Linked DNA regions of Homo sapiens: region 2 is linked to region 1. Evidence: chromatin contacts called from ENCODE Hi-C or POLR2A ChIA-PET data. All regions are on one chromosome and are shown on one strand. Each heading gives the region's core, a stretch centred on a gene start or an enhancer-like site at or near the end of the contact. The rest is flanking DNA. Distances are from core to core; before and after follow the strand shown.

Evidence for each region. Hi-C counts contacts between places; a loop is a spot of excess contacts on that map. ChIA-PET counts read pairs that join two places held with the same protein, here RNA polymerase II (POLR2A). Pooled maps may share reads with other maps.
Region 2: a loop to region 1 is called in a map of IMR-90, with 5 times the contacts of the local background. The contact joins two enhancer-like sites. A Hi-C loop is called at or near these places in 12 of 168 maps with a recorded cell type or tissue (CD4-positive, alpha-beta memory T cell, Caco-2, IMR-90 and 9 more), 2 of 37 single-sample maps with no recorded cell type and 14 of 50 pooled maps. POLR2A ChIA-PET finds 5 or more read pairs at or near these places in 14 of 52 experiments (AG04450, CD4-positive, alpha-beta T cell, CD4-positive, alpha-beta memory T cell and 11 more).

The regions. Positions count from the first base shown.
Region 1 is chr10:103,738,026-103,740,946 of GRCh38, forward strand. The region is part of intron 3 of SH3PXD2A (SH3 and PX domains 2A); the gene reads right to left. Among named protein-coding and RNA genes, the nearest start is that of SH3PXD2A-AS1, 7.3 kb to the right of the region's middle. Within about 2 kb of position 1,391, at least 9 of the 41 ENCODE cell types and tissues checked have a DNase peak (open chromatin) inside an H3K27ac peak, as active enhancers do; they include heart right ventricle, where a contact is called at or near this core.
Region 2 is chr10:103,770,847-103,773,767 of GRCh38, forward strand. All of the region lies in intron 2 of SH3PXD2A (SH3 and PX domains 2A), which reads right to left. Among named protein-coding and RNA genes, the nearest start is that of SH3PXD2A-AS1, 26 kb to the left of the region's middle. RefSeq lists an enhancer at 496-1,466. Within about 2 kb of position 1,490, at least 33 of the 41 ENCODE cell types and tissues checked have a DNase peak (open chromatin) inside an H3K27ac peak, as active enhancers do; they include heart right ventricle, where a contact is called at or near this core.

The DNA.
Region 1 (2,921 bases), core at 141-2,640:
AGATGCTCAATGAGTGCTTGCTGGGTCATTCTTGTTCCTCTCCTGGACTCTTGCTCAAGCTCTCCTTCATCATCTTTTCTCTGAAGCCAGAGGGCCGGGCCATCTCCCTGTCAGATGGACAACACTGTGCAGACAGACGACATCACCAAGATGAAGCGGCTCTGCCCTGCGTCCCTCTCGAAAGGAGATAAAACGTGATTTATCCAGACACTGGCGACGCCGCTGTTCCTTGGGGGAAGATGTCACAGATTCGGTATTCCTTGCCTCTTTGCCTCCTACCCTTTTTTGGTTGCCTGTCGCTTGATTGCTCACATGCCACAGGCTACATGTGTGAGGCCAGGGGGAGGCTGTGTAAAAATAAAAACATGAGGTGACCTGAGCTCAGGACTGCCAAGAAGATGGGTGGCCCTGGGGCTGGAATTCTGGGCCTTTCTAATGAAGGCAGTTGTTTGTCAGAAGCTGAGGGATGCCCAGACCCAGTGACACCAGCGGTCCAGCCGTATGAGCAGGACCCTGAAGGACTGTCTGAGATACAGAGGAAACCCAGGGGGACCACAGGAGGGTGGGGGAGGGCCCACAAACCTGCATGGAGCAGGGCCTCAGCCTCCAAAAATGCACTCCCGCCCTTTCTCATCCTGTTGGGGGACAAAAAAGAAAGCAGGGAGATGGGAAGATAAATGGGGTCCCTCTCCCAGCCCCCAATCTCAAGGTTAGCCAAAGCTCTGGCTGAGGCTTAGATCATTCCTGTCCTAGTTGCAGACAGAACTCTCTTTTTTTTTTTTTCCCGAGACGGAGTTTCACTTTTGTTGTCCAGGCTGGAGTGCAATGGCATGATCTCAGCTCACTGCAGCCTCTGCCTCCCGGGTTCAAGCAATTCTCCTACTTCAGCCTCCCGAGTAGCTGGGATTACAGGCATGTGCCACCACACCCGGCTGATTTTGCATTTTTAGTAGAGTGGGGTTTCTCCATGTTGGTCAGGCTGGTCACGAACTCCTGACCTCAGATGATCCGCCCACCTTGGCCTCCCAAAGTGCTGGGAAGAACTCATTTTAAAAACTAGTTAAGGAGCACTGAGGCCTCCACAGGTGTAGGAGATCCAGAGAAGGGAGGGATAGGTTGGGGTGGGGAGGTAGATGAGAGGGTGCTCCTGACTCCTCCCCATGCTGGCCCCAAGCACAGGACCCCGCCCTGCCCTCCAGTCTGCACTCTGAGTGAGGCCACCGGGCCACTGTGCCTGGGGCTGCCCAGTCCTCCCCACCAGGCTCCTGGATCTGCTGCTCACTTGCAAGGTCAGAGGAGAATTTCTGCACAAGCCAATTCCCAGCTGAGTTTTTGGAAGCCCAATGGGGCTTCCCCCTTTCCCGCTGAAATCCTGACAGGAGCAACGTTTTCTTTTCCCAGGGCTTTGGCACAATTGGCCAGTGGGGGAGAGAGGGAGGGAGAGAGGGAGGGCCTGGAAGGGATTCTCCGGTCTTGACTTCTCTGTTAGGAATCCAAACCACACTCTGAAAGCCAAACCGGTGACCGTATAAAAAGGGGGAGAGAAAAAGGAGGGGGAGGAAAATCCCCATGAAGGAAGCCGGGACCACAGGGCATTAAAGGCCTCTTGTAAATATAGTGCAGCCCGTTGACGGCAGGGCTCAGCTTCTGCCAGAGTCTTCAAAGCCATCCAGATGCCGCCCTAGGAATCTGATGAGCATCGCAAGGAAGATTGCACGGGGCATGAGACAGACCTAACTCATCAGGATTAACTCAGTCCTGAAAGCGGAGAAGAAGCTGTGCAGCTGCGACGTCTAAGCAGTAACTGGAGGTCCTTCTTCCTGCCACTCTGGGCTGGGCTGGGGTGAGACCAGCGAAGGAGTGGGGGCCTCCGGTGGGAGTCTGGGGTTCAAGTCCTACCTGGGCCACAGGCTGGCTGTGTGACCCTGAAACAGGTCCCTTCTCCACTGGGACTGCTGTGTGCTCATCGGAGGCCTGGGCTCTATGGCTGCTACCTCTGGAAGCCCTAAGATTGATTGACAGTGGGGACGTTAGTGGGCAGAGGAGGAAGGAGGAAAGGGTTAATGGTAGCTAAGCGCTCAGCACACACCTGGTGCACACTAAGAGCTTTTCACTGAATTCCCTCCCTTCATCCTCGCAACAACCTTGAAGCAAGTACTTTAACCAGGCCCATTTTGTCCTAGAGGAGATGGCAGCTCAGAAAGGTTGAAGGACCTGTCCAAAGTCACACAGCTATCTAGTGGCTGAGCTGGGATTTCAACCTGGGGTTTTAAAGCTTAGAGAGTGTGGGGGAGCCATGATCTTTGCACTTGGATCATGTCAAGCCTTGAGAGCCACCGTGAGGACTTTGGATTTTATTCTGCATGTGAAGGGAGATGAGAACAGTTAAACCCCCAAACCAACCACAGCCTCCAGGGCTCTTCTTGGGAAAGCGGTACCTATGGGATGGACTCCCATGAGAGCCAGGGCCTGGGGCCTCAAGTAGAATCACCAGACACAGTACCACTGGCCAGGGTCCCCACACCAGCCATGAAGAGTTTGGTAGCTACCTCCATGAACTAGGACCCATTTGTAGAGGTAATAAGAGGGCACTGATTATAGGAGCCGTAAGAGAGGGCTGGCCTCGGGACCTCTTCTGGTCTGAGCAGGCTGATCTATTCCTGGCAGCCTCTCCTCTTCACACTCACAGTGTCTATGCATGCATGTACAACTCCTTTTTCCCTGTCTTTCTGCCACTTGGAACGCCATTCATTCTTGGAAGACTTCCCCCTGCCTTTCCTTCTTTCCTTCCTTCCACCCTTCCTTCCTTCCCTTGATCCACCCAGCACTGTCTTGATGGAGGCCTGCTGTGCTGGGCTCTGTTCCAGGCGCTGGGAGCACAGCAGTGAACCAGACAGATGAGGGCCTTGCTCTCAGGAGTT
Region 2 (2,921 bases), core at 240-2,739, 33 kb after region 1:
ATAGCACTGTCGTGAATCCCCTTGTTCACATGTCTACGCACACTTCCTTAATAACAATGCATTTCTTTTTACTTTTTATCTTGTTGTATTCTATGCATATTTATAAGTACCTTAAATCTTTTCCATAAGAAGAATGAGAATTCATAAATGGATAACTAACATGTCATTGGGGCCTCTGAGAAATGACTCCATAGGTTTCTGATGAAGAGGTACAGAGATGTCTGAGGAGAGAGGTGGGCCCAGCAACACGCGCCCAGGTATGGAACGCTTTGTCCTTATCTCAACCACCTGTCTCCTGAAACAAGGTGACCCGCTATTCCACCACAAGTGGTGAGACCTCACCCAAGGTGCTATATCTCTCTGGGGCTTAAGGGAGTTAGGCTACCAAAACTTGACATTTTTTCCCCAGCTCTGACATGCATATGTTCTCCGACTCCTCCATCTCTTTCAGACCTAAGAGTCTGAGATTCTCACAGTGCAGAGGGAATGTGATGCTGTGGGGAGTGGGCAGGGGCAGGCAGGACTCATGCATTCATTCCTTTCCCCCAAGAACCGTTTCTGTATGCCTTCTCCATGTCAGGCTCTGCCTTAGGTGCTAGAAATAAGTTAAACTGTAGCCTCATGGCCAGGCGCAGTAGCTCACGCCTATAATCCCAGCACTTTGGGAGGACAAGGCAGGAGGACTGCTTGAGGCTAGGAGTTCACAGACCAGCCTGCGAAACCCCATCTCTACTAAAAAAAAGTACAAAAATTAGGTGGGCATGGTGGTGCACATCTGTAGTCCCAGCTGAGGCAGGAGAATCGCTTGAACCTCGGAGGCGGAAGCTGCTGTGAGCCAAGATCGTGCCACTGCACTCCAGCCTGGGCAACAGAGCGAGACTCCGTCAAAACAACACACACACACACACACACACACACACACACACACACACACAGACACACACATACCCTGCAGCCTTCACATCAAGGAGCCAGGCTTCACAACCTTCAACATGCATCTGCAGCTCTTGGCAAGTTCTGATTCAGCAGGTCTGGGCAGGACCTCAGGTGCTGAGCCCAGCCACACCTGTCACCTAATCCCACCACCAGGATAAACCAGCAGAGCCCCGGAGCTGCTCTCCGTCAGTCATCCCCCACCCCCATGGACCACTGGCCGCGGAAAACGGAAGCACAGCTAACCAGCTGCCAGGGACACCTTTTCTGCCCACAGGTCAGCTTTCAACGAAAGCAAATCTCTGGGCTCAGACTCCAGAGCAAACCAAGTAAGAGTTCATTCTGTGTGGGGCTTGTACTTGCAAAGCTGCACAGTTCAGCATCTTGGCCCTCAATACGTCAGATCGGCGGGCGGTGAGAGACAGTTCAAATGTCACCCCTCCTAGAGGGCCAGGCAGGCTGCAAAGCGGGCTCTAACCTGGTCAGTACCCAATTTGCAGGGCTAGTTTCCACAGATAAAACAATCGGGGCTGAGCGGGGCTGTCTCCTGAACCTGCTGCCCCGCCCTCTGGGAGGAAGAAGGCTGGGCGCGGGGGCGGTGAGGCAGGAAGGCCCCGCCCAGCAGAGAGTTCTCCGGGACCACCTTTGCAGGCAGGAAGCAGATTCTCCTGTCACTCCAGCACGGGCCTGACTCAGGCTGGAGGAAAAGCAGGGCCCATCGCCAGAGTCCTGGCTGGAGTGAGAGGCATTTGGCTAATGGAGCCCCTCGCAACCACATCAGAACCTCGCAGTGTGTGGAGGCGGCCAGGCTGTTTATCTAAAGGGTGGATCGTGTGAGAGATAGGGGACAGCTGGGCTCCACGCGCTGGCTCCAGCCAGAGAAAGCTGATTCGGCAGCTCTCCCAGGGCAGGGCTCCGCAGCAATCCACGCAGGGGAGAGGGGAGGACGGGCGAGCCCAGCTGGGGCACATCTGTAACCCAAGAGGCCGGCTCCTCGCCCCTCCCAGAGGGTGGAGCTCCCAGAGACTCAAGCTTTCAGGCCCCAATCCTCAAACCTTCATCCTTGTGCCCTTTCTATCTAGCTCAAGAAAAAAGGGTGCATTACTACAAAAAGCTGGTGGCTTTCCTGACCCAGAAATTCCCCTTAAAAAGAGACAAGGACAGCCGGGCGCGGTGGCTCACGCCTGTAATCCCGGCACTTTGGAAGGCCAAGGCGGGGTGGATCACCTGAGGTCAGGGGTTCGAGACCAACCTGACCACATGGTGAAACCCTATCTCTACTGAAAATACAAAAATTAGCTGGGCGTGGTGGCGGGCGCCTATAATCGCAGCTACTCAGGAGGCTGAGGCAGGTGAATCGCTTGAGCCTGGCAGGCGGGGGTTGCAGTGAGCTGAGATCTCACCATTGCACTCCAGCCTGTGTGTCAAGAGTGAAACTCTGTCTCAAAAAAAAAAAAAAAAAGAGAAAAAAAGAGACAAGGCCACCCAGTCTCTGTGGGGACCATGCAAGATTGCGGGAAACCTCAGAATTCATTTGTTCATTCTACTTAGCTGAGGACTAAGCAGTCCCCTGTGTTACATGCAGGGGACACATCAGCGAGCATCACAGAAGAAGAGAGGGACAATAATGATAAGTGTGGTTTTTCTTCTCTTTTCTTTCTTTCTTTTTTTTTTTTTTGAGACGGAGTCTCGCTCTGTTGCCCAGGCTGCAGTGCAGTGGTGCAATCTCGGCTCACTGCAACCCCCTCCTCCCAGGTTCAAGCGATTCTTCTGCCTCAGCCTCTTGAGTAGCTGGGATTACAGGTGTGTGCCACCATGCCCGGCTAATATTTTGTATTTTTAGTAGAGACGGGGTTTCACCATGTTGGTCAGGCTGGTCTTGAATTCCTGAGCTCAAGTGATCTGCCTGCCTCAGCCTCCCAAAGTACTGGGATTACAGGTGTGAGCTACTGTGCCCAGCCTTCTTTTCTTTCTTTGAGACAGGGTCG